2 separate regions of the Homo sapiens genome follow, and region 1 is linked to region 2. Evidence: chromatin contacts called from ENCODE Hi-C or POLR2A ChIA-PET data. All regions are on one chromosome and are shown on one strand. The core of a region is the stretch at or near the end of the contact, and the rest is flanking DNA. Distances in the headings are between cores, read along the strand shown. Region 1 overlaps LIMK1 (LIM domain kinase 1). Region 2 overlaps GTF2IRD1 (GTF2I repeat domain containing 1).

Region 1 (5,059 bases), core at 1,949-4,448, 490 kb after region 2:
TTTGTCTCTGCCCTAGGTCCTGGAGATGGAAAAGGGGATGGGGGTAAGGCAGAGAGGAGACTGAGAACTTTAAGAAAAACAGGGCCAGGTGTGGTGGCTCATGCCTGGAATCCCAGCACTTTGGGAGGCCAAGGTGGGAGGATTGCTTGAGACTAGGGGTTTGAGACCAGCCTGGGCAGCATAGCAAGACCCCATCTCTATGACATTTTTTACAGAAAATTAGCTGAGCATGGTGGCACACTCCTGTAATCCCAGCTATTTGGGAGGCTGAGGTGGGAAGATCACTTGAGGTCAGGAGTTCGAGACCAGCCTGAGCAAAATAGTGAGACCTCACCATTACAAAAAATAAAAAATTAGCCAGGCATGGTGGTGCTGCCTGTAGTCCCAGCTACTCGAGAGGCTGAGGCAGGAGGATCGCTTGAGCCCATGAGGTCGAGGCTGCAGTGAGCTATGATCATGTCACTGCACTCCAGCCTGGGCAACAGAGTGAGACCCTATCTCAAAAAAACAACCAAGCAAACAAAAAGACTATTCTCGTATGGGGGAGAAGCTCTTCCTTACAGTAACAAATGCAGAAGGAAGAACAGAGTTAGAAATTCAGCATTTGGTAGCCACCCTAGTAATAATCGCTACAGGCAAGAATCATCAATAGATGCTCAAATCATTTGGGGAAGGGTTTTTGGGAACAGGATATTTACAGACTCAAATCTCACAAATGGTTTATTGATGACAAAGGGAAAAAAATCCTTACAGTACAGAAAAAACAAGTAATCAAAGTGAACATCCTCAGCAAAGGGCACACTGACATCATATGTCTCCTGGCAAGATCCACTCGGAAGGACAGAGGATCACTTATGCAGTATCAGGCCAAACCTGCAGAGCCTGTCTCCCTAAGAGGAAACATCAGTCAAACCCAAATGCGAGGGCAGGTACGATGGCTCACGCCTGTAATCCCAGCACTTTGGGAAGCTGAGGCGGGAGGATCACTTGAGCCTAGGAGTCTGAGACCAGCCTGGGCAACACAGTGAGACCCTGTCTCTTTTTAAAAAAAAAAAAAAAAAAAAGGAAAAACATTTTACTTTAATGACTGGCCTGTACACTTCAAAAATGTCAAGATCATGAAGGGCAATGAAAGGCTGAGGAAATGGCCAGACGCAGTGGCTCATGCCTGTAAACCCAGCATTTTGGGAGGCTGAGGTGGGTGGATCATTTGAGGTCAGGAGTTCAAGACCAGCCAGGGCAACATGGTAAAACCCCGTCTCTAATAAAAATACAAAAATTAGGCATGCATAATGGTGCACGCCTGTAATCTCAGCTACTTAGGAGGCTGAGGCAGGAGAATCACTTAAGCCCAAAGGCGGAGGTTGCAATAAGCCAAGATTGCGCCATTGCGCTCCAACCTGGGCAACAAGAGCAAAATTCCGTCTCAAAAAAAAAAAAAAAAAAGATACTGATGACACATGACGATTAAATGCAATGTTGATCATGGACTGGACTGTGGATGAGGGGGAGATTGCTATAAAGGACAGCTCAGTAGTTCAGTATAGAGACAATAGGCAAAATTTGAATATGGTCTGTGTATTAGATAATGGTATCAATGTTACATTTCCAAAATGTGATCACTGAACTATAAGATACAATTGATAATTACATAACAGAATGCCTAGCCAGGCGTGGTGGCCCGTGCCTGTAGTCCCAGCTACTTGGGAGGCAGAGGTGGGAGGATCACTTGAGCCTGGGAGGTTGAGGCTGCAGTGAGCTGTGATCGCATCACTGCACTCCAGCCTCAATGACAGTGATACCCTGTCTCCAAAAAAAAAAAAAAAAAAGAGAAGGTCCTTCTTTTGAGAATATCTAGCATAATTGTGGGGGAGTCAATGATCCCTGCAACTTACTCCCAAACGATCAATAAATAACAACATGTACATGTATGTACAAATATAAACAAGTCACTAAACATGTATATGTATCTGTATCCATATATGTATATATAGAGAGACACACATATAACTCCCAAATATGGCAGTTACGAATTGGTGAACCTTGGTGAAGGGTGTGTATGTATTCAATGGACTTATTATTTTAGCAAATTTTCTATAAATCTGCAAAATGCGAAGATGAAAAGTTGAAAAAAACCAAAGAAAATATTTTCATTGATACAGGCTTTGCATGCATATAACCTTAAAAATAAGCCAGGCATAGTGGCTCACGCTTGTAATCCTAGCACTTTGGGAAGCCAATGTGGGAGGATTGCTTGAGCCCAGGAGTTCAAGACTAGCCTGGGCGACACAGCAAGACTCAGTCTCTACAAAAAATTAAAAAATTAGCTGGGTGTGGTGGTGTGTGCCTGTAGTCTCACTACTCAGGAGGCCGAGGTGAGTGGATTGCTTGAGCACAGGCATCTGAGGCTATAGTGAGCTATGATTGTGCCACTGCACTCCAGCCTGTATGACAGAGCAAGACCCTGTCTCAAAAAAAAATTGTGTGTCTATATATATATATATATATATATGACATACATATGTAAATTCCTTAGAATCTCACATCCTCTCCCTTGGTTTGCTAAAGCAGCAGGTGGCCTGGATAAATTAGACCTTCCTTAAAACGCTGCTATACACAAAATGAAAAGCGGTCAACTAAAACCAGTTTAAAACAAATAAGTAAATCTTTGGCAAGTTGGGCTCTTTCTGGGAAGGGTGTGGCTCTTTGCAGAACTGGGATGTTCCAGATGTTGGCTGGGCGAATGCTTACCCAGTGAGGCAGACAGGGAGGAGACGTCATTAACTGTCTTCTTCATTTTTATTTTAGAGATAGGGTCTCGCTCTGTCGCCCAAGCTGGAATGCATGGTGTCATCATAGCTTGCTGCAGCCTCCACCTCCTGGGCTCAAGCAATCCTCTCACCTCAGCCCTCCGAAGTGGCTGAGATAACAGGCATGAGCCGCTGCACCCAGCTGACTGTCTTCATTTCTAAAATTCTGCCTGGATTTCAGGGACCAGCTGCAGCCTCTGACTCTGTGGGGACCTCCCTTGGCCCTCTGGTAAGAGCCGTTGGTCTGGGAGTTTCCTCATCTCTTTCAAGCAGCTGTCTGCTCATCATGTATGTAAAGCAGCTGCTGGCTTGGCTGATGTCAAGGGATGGAGACACACAGTCAAGCCCAGTATAATTTTCTGTCCCCAGGGCCACCTTCACATCTCAACAGTGCCTATGCAGTGCCAGGCACCTGCCAGGTGTACAAGAAACATTCACTGCGTCAAATGAAAGCTAGCACTTGGTAGGGCCGGGCGTGGTGGCTCATGCCTGTAATCGCAGCACTTTGGGAGGCCGAGACGGGCGGATCACGAGGTCAGGAGATCGAGACCATCCTGCCTAATATGGTGAAACCCTGTCTCTACTAAATATAAAAAAAAAATTAGCCGGGCATGGTGGCAGGTGCCTGTAGTCCCAGCTACTCGGGAGGCTGAGGCAGGAGAATGGCGTGAACCCAGGAGGCGGGGCTTGCAGTGAGCCGAGACCACACCACTGCACTCCAGCCTGGGCGACAGAGCGAGACTCCGTCTCGAAAAAAAAAAAAAGAGAGAGAGAAAGCTAGCACTTGGGCCGGGCACGGTGGCTCACACCTGTAATCCCGGCACTTTGGGAGGCCGAGAAGGGAGGATCACTTGAGCCCAGGAGTTTGAAACGAGCCTGGCCAACATGGTGAAACCCTGTCTTTACTAAAAATACAAAAATTAGCCACATGTGGTCACCTGTAGTCCCAGCTACTCAGGGGGCTGAGGTGCAAGAATTGCTTGAACCTTGTGGGTGGAGGTTGCAGTGAGCTGGTATCACACCACTGCACCCCAGACTGGGCGACAGAGTGAGACTGTCTCAAAAAAAAAGAAGTGACCAATTGCCCAAAAGTAGAAACACTGCATGCTACTTCTCAAGGTGTCAATAAAGGCGCCACAGAAATCTTAGAAAGCTCCAAGGTATCCAACTCCCTCATTGTTCAAACAGACCCCCAAAGCCTAGAGAGAAAGCAGCTGCTCAAAGTCACACAGTAATCTAATCTTTATCAGCCCTGCCCCATTTTTTTGAGACAGGGTTTTGCTCCATTGCCCAGCCTAGAGTGCAGTCGTGCAATTATAGCTCACTGTAGCCACTTCCTGGGCTCAAGAGATCCTTCTGCCTCAGCCTCCCAAGTAGCTGTGACTACAATGTTTCCCAGGCTGGTTTCGAACTCCTGGCCTCAAGTGATCCTCCCATCTCAGCCTCCCAAAGTGTTTCGATTATAAGTGTGAGCAACCATGCCCAGCCTTTATGTGTTCAGTGATTTCACCATGCCTGGCTAATTTTTAATTTTTTTTTTTTTTTTGTAGACATGCAGGTCTCGCTATGTTGCCCAAGCTGGTCTCAAACTTCTGGCCTTAAGTGATCCTCTCACTTTGGCCTCCCAAAGTGCTGAGATTACAGGTGTGAGTTACTGCGCCCAGCTTCTTCACTCATTCTTGACTTGGTTCCTCCTCTTTCTTGTTGGATCAGACATGGACTAAAGAAAATGTCTTTTTATTTTTTGAGTGTGTTTTTTTTATTTTTATTTTTTTGATACAGAGTTACACTCTTGTTGCCCAGCCTGGAGTGCAATGGCAGTCGGGGCTCACTGAAACCTCCACCTCCTGGGTTCAAGTGATTCTCCTGCCTCAGCCTCCCAAGCAGCTGGCACTATAGGCACACACTACCATGCCTGGCTACGTTTGTATTTTTAGTAGAGACGGGGTTTCACCACATTGCCCAGGCTGGTCTCGAACTCCTGACCTCAGGTGATCCACCCACTTCGGCCTCCCGAAGTGCTGAGATTACAGGTGTGGGCCACCATGCCCGGTTGAAAATGTCTTTTTATTGTATCTGGCATTTGTAATGGTATTCAGAGGAATGACTGGGCCAGAAATCTGGCAAACCAGGTTGTCAGAACTGGGCCCCATCTGTACCCAAACACTCGCCCATTCATTTTCAGGGCCCCCAGTGCCAGACTCTGCCACCCACATCAACAGCCATAGCCACACCGACGGCAGCCTCGG
Region 2 (4,370 bases), core at 1,538-4,037:
AAAAAATCAAGACCTACAGGCTGGGCATGGTGGCTCACACCTGTAATCCTGGCACTTTGGGAGGCCAAGGCAGGAGGATCGCTTGAACCCAGAAGATCAAGACCAGTCTGGGCAACATAGTGAAACCTTGTCTCTACTAAAAATAGAAAAATTAGCCGGGAGTGTTGGCGCATGCTTGTAGTCCCAGCTACTTGGGAGGCTGAGGCAGGAGGATCACCTAAGCCCAGGAGGTGAAGGCTGCAGTGAGCGGAGATACGCCACTGTACTCCAGCTTGGGCAACAGAGTGAGACCCTGTTTAAAAAAAAAAAATCAACATACACAAAACGTGGGTCATGGGCAGAGCAGCCATGTCACCAGGGAGCAGGCAGCCAGCTGGGGGCTCCTGAAAGCCAGGCTGGCTGCAGAGGGAGGCCCCCCACCACCCCCGGGAGGAGGGCTTGGTGTGCTGACCCTGACCACAGGCACTGACCGTATTTCTCGTTGAAGAGTTCCTTCACCTGCTCCCGCAGGATCACCTTCTCCCCGAGTCTGTTGGCGTCATCTTCATCTACAAGAGGAAGACAAGGGGGCATGAGAGTTGGCACCAGCTTAGCCACTGGACCTGCTGCTTCTCCCACCAGGCGTCCCTGATCTGCCAAAACATTACATTCTCTGCAGGGCCGACCCACTCCTATATAGCTGTTTTTTTTTTTTTCCTTTTGAGACAGAGTCTCGCTCTGTTGCCCAGGCTGGAGTGCAGTGGCGTGATCTCAGCTCACTGCAACCTCTGCCTTCTGGGTTCAAGCGAATTCTCCTGCCTCACCATCCCAAGTAGCTGGGATCACAGGCACGTGCCACCATGCCCAGCTAATTTTTGTATTTTTAGTAGAGATGGGGTTTCACCATGTTGCCCAGGCTGGTCTCAAACTCCTGGCTCAGGTGATCCACCCGCCTCAGCCTCCCAAAGTGCTGGGATTACAGGTGTGAGCCACTGTGCCTGGCTGCAGCTGGTTTCTAGCATCAGTTATTGGTCTGTCCCTCCATCCATTTTTCTTTTTTTGAGACACGGTCTTGCTCTGTCACCCAGGCTGGAAGGCAGCAGTGGATCATAGATAGCTCACGGCAGCCTCCAACTCCCAGGCTCAAGTGATCCTCCCACCTCAGCCTCCTGAGTAGCTGGGAATAAAGATGTGTGCCACCATGCCTAATTTTTTAAAGTTTTTGTACAGATGGAGTCTCGCTATGTTTCCCAGGCTGAAGTGATCCTCTTGCTGGCCTCAAGTGATCCTCTTGCTTTGCCCTCCCAAAGTTCAGGAATTACAGATGTGAGCCACGGTGGCCAGCCCATCCCACATTTTTTTATCAGTGTCCCCAGCACAGGCCCTGTGTTGGGCACAAAACAACCTAAAGAGAAGAGGCAGGGCTGCTTCCCTGAGGGGCTCCCAGCCAGAGGGGGTGTCATCTGGTCACTAAAGTACAACAGGACACACTTAGGAGACAAGGGGCATGAATGAGGGTGCCCACCCTCTGTGGGCAAGTCTGGGGAGACCTCCCCCAAGAGAGAAGGATGCTTGAATGGGCTCTCAAGGCCTGACATGGTGGCTCATGCCTATAATCCCAGCACTTTGGGAGGCAGAGGCAGGCAGATTACTTGAGGCCAGGAGTTCGAGACCATTCTGGCCAACATGGTGAAACCCCGTCTGTACTAAAAATACAAAAAGATTAGCTGGGCATGTGGCGGGCACCTGTAGTCCCAGCTACTCAGGAGGGTGAGGTAGGAGAATCACTTGAGCCTGGAAGGTGGAGGTTGCAGTGAGCAGAGATCACGTCACTGCAGTCCAGCCCGGGAGACAGAGACCTGTCTCAAACAAAAATGAAAACAAACAAACAAACAAAAAATGGGCTCCAAAAAGGCAGGTAGGAGTTTGTGAAGGACGGAGTGGCAGTGGGAAGCCACCAGGACAGAAGGACCAGCCATGCATAGGCACTCAAGCGTGAAAGATCTTGTGTTGGCTGGGTGCGGTGGCTCACGCCTGTAACCCCAGCACTGAGGGAGGCTGAGATTGGCAGATCACCAGAGGTCAGGAGTTTGAGACCACCCTGGCCAACATAGCGAAACCCCGTCTCTACTAAAAATACAAAAATTAGCCGAGTGTGGTGGCGGGCACCTGTAATCCCAACTACTCAAGAGATTGAGACAGGAGAACTGCTTGAACCCAGGAGGCGGAGGTTGCAGTGAGCTGAGATCGCGCCACTGCACTCCAGCCTGGGCAACAAGAGCGAAACTCCGTCTCAAAAAAAAAAAAAAAAAAGAAAAGAAAAGAAAAAAAGAAAAAGATCCCATGTCCTGGAAGTGGCTGAACTTTGGGGTGGTACAGGGGAGATGACTGATGGGCCTAGTGGGGTCCATGCACAGGGGCCGGTGTCACTGTGCTGGGCTGTTGGAAATCCCCTGACCGCTCGCTGACCAAGGTCTGTGAATGGGAAACAGACCGTGTCTGGGAGTGTGGGGGCCGTGCATTCTCCCTGCTCACTGCCCAGGTAACCGTCACGGCCTATCTGCTGCTTGAGCCCTGGTGTGCTCTGCTCTCCCCTCCCTGTAGCCTAGAGGAGCTGCTGGAGTCAGTTAGCCCTGGAGATGGGGCCTGAGCTGGGCTGTAAGGCTGAGTGGGGGTTGGGCTGGAGATGGGGTCTGGGGCAGAGCTCTGCAGCAGCCTGTGGGCTTGTGCCAGGGTTGAGGACGGGGCTGGGATTGCAGGAAGGGTGGTTTGCATGTCCAACAGGAAATCTCCTCTCTGAGAAGCGTGGGGTCACATGGGCTGGGCCTCTTGGGGCAGGCGGGTTCGGTAAGGGTGAGATGTTGTGGGGTGGAGCTAGACGCAGGCAGGGAGCCAGGGCCGGATGATTCAGGGCAGAGCAGACTGATGGGTCTTTGGAGCAAAATGACTCCTGTTTTTTTTTCTTTTTGTTTTTCCAAGACAGAGTCTCACTCTGTTGCCCAGGCTGGAGTGCAGTGGCACGGTCTCGGTTCGCTGCAACCTCTGCCTCCCAGGTTCAAGCCATTCTCCTGCGTCAGCCTCCTGAGAGCTGGGACTACAGGCGCCTGCCACAACGTCCGGTTAATTTTTGTATATTTAGTAGAGATGGGGTTTTGCCATATTGGCCAGGGTGGTCTCAAACTCCTGAGCTCAGGTGATCTGCCTGCCTCGGTCTCCCAAAGTGCTGGGATTACAGGCGTGAGCCACTGTGCCCAGCCTGACTCCTGTTTTTTGAGACAGGGTCTCACCCTGTTTCCCAGGTTGGAGTACAGTGGTGCCATCATAGCTCACTGCAGCCTTGAACTCTTTGGCTCAAGCAATCCTCCCCACTCAGCCTCTCAAGTAGCTGGGGCTCCAGGCATGAATCACCATGCCAGACTAAGTTTTTTTAAAATTTTTTGTAGAGAGAGTCTCTCTCTGTTGCACAGGCTGTTCTCGAACTCCTAAGCTCAAGCGATCCTCCTGTCCGCAGCCTCCGAAAGTGCTGGGATTACAGTTGTGAGCCACTGTGTCTGGCTCTTTTAATCTTGAAAACTCTGGGAAGAGCTCACTTCTGTTTAGGAGGCTGCCTTGGGAACTGCATCTCCTGGCGTGGTGCTCTGTGCTGCTTAGAGTCTGCTGACCCCGTCTGGGTGGCTTGGCCTCCCGTGCGCAAGCTGCCAGAATGGAGGCCCTGTTCCCCATGTGGGGGTTGCCCCAAAGAGCAGGGAGCTTCCCACAGGACAGAGGCTGGGCACCTGCTTGGCCTGGTTCCTCCTTTTCCCAGGGCTCCAACACCCACCACCTCAGGTCCTCCCAAACCCTGCAGGTCCCTGGCCTGGTCCGTCCACACCCACACTCAGCAATCTCTGCACATCTCTGAGTTGCTGATCTGTCTTCAGGCACGGCCCGCCAGCCCCCCTGCGTGCCCAGAGACACTGCAAACATCAGCCATTCCAGACAACGTCCTCCTCCCGTGTCCCTATCTCGTGGAGTAATGCCTCTAATTCAGCCACACAAAGACCCCACGCTCCACATCCCCTAGAACCCTCGTCTTCTCCTGTGACCCAACACGGGCCTTCCTTTCAGGACTAGGATGTGGGAAGAATCAAGGCCACCCTTGTCCAAATCCATGCAGACAACAGTGATGGAGTCCTGGGCCCAAGGACCAGCTCCTAGAGCCTGCAGGGAAGCAACAGCACATTCCATCTGTCCCCATGCCACTGAGGAATCTTTGGTGGCAGGATTCTCAGCAGGCATGGCCATGCATGCACAGAACAGAGAAAGGATGGCCTGGATCACACACATCACTGTGTGCAGATGCTTTCCTAGACACTGCAGCCAAAGACACAGAGGCTCAGAGAGGTAAAGAA

What was found. Hi-C counts contacts between places; a loop is a spot of excess contacts on that map. ChIA-PET counts read pairs that join two places held with the same protein, here RNA polymerase II (POLR2A). Pooled maps may share reads with other maps.
Region 1: a loop to region 2 is called in a pooled map, with 6 times the contacts of the local background. The contact joins two enhancer-like sites. A Hi-C loop is called at or near these places in 2 of 50 pooled maps. POLR2A ChIA-PET finds 5 or more read pairs at or near these places in 3 of 52 experiments (B cell, GM10248 and activated naive CD4-positive, alpha-beta T cell).

The regions. Positions count from the first base shown.
Region 1 is chr7:74,099,255-74,104,313 of GRCh38, reverse strand. All of the region lies in intron 5 of LIMK1 (LIM domain kinase 1), which reads right to left. Among named protein-coding and RNA genes, the nearest start is that of LIMK1, 18 kb to the right of the region's middle. RefSeq lists an enhancer at 3,632-3,701. Within about 2 kb of position 3,198, at least 6 of the 41 ENCODE cell types and tissues checked have a DNase peak (open chromatin) inside an H3K27ac peak, as active enhancers do.
Region 2 is chr7:74,586,029-74,590,398 of GRCh38, reverse strand. It overlaps GTF2IRD1 (GTF2I repeat domain containing 1), which reads right to left. Exons shown (of 27, transcript NM_005685.4): 23 at 471-548. Among named protein-coding and RNA genes, the nearest start is that of MIR10525, 7.8 kb to the left of the region's middle. RefSeq lists enhancers at 2,316-2,475, 2,496-2,545, 2,025-2,611, 2,612-3,199. Within about 2 kb of position 2,787, at least 16 of the 41 ENCODE cell types and tissues checked have a DNase peak (open chromatin) inside an H3K27ac peak, as active enhancers do.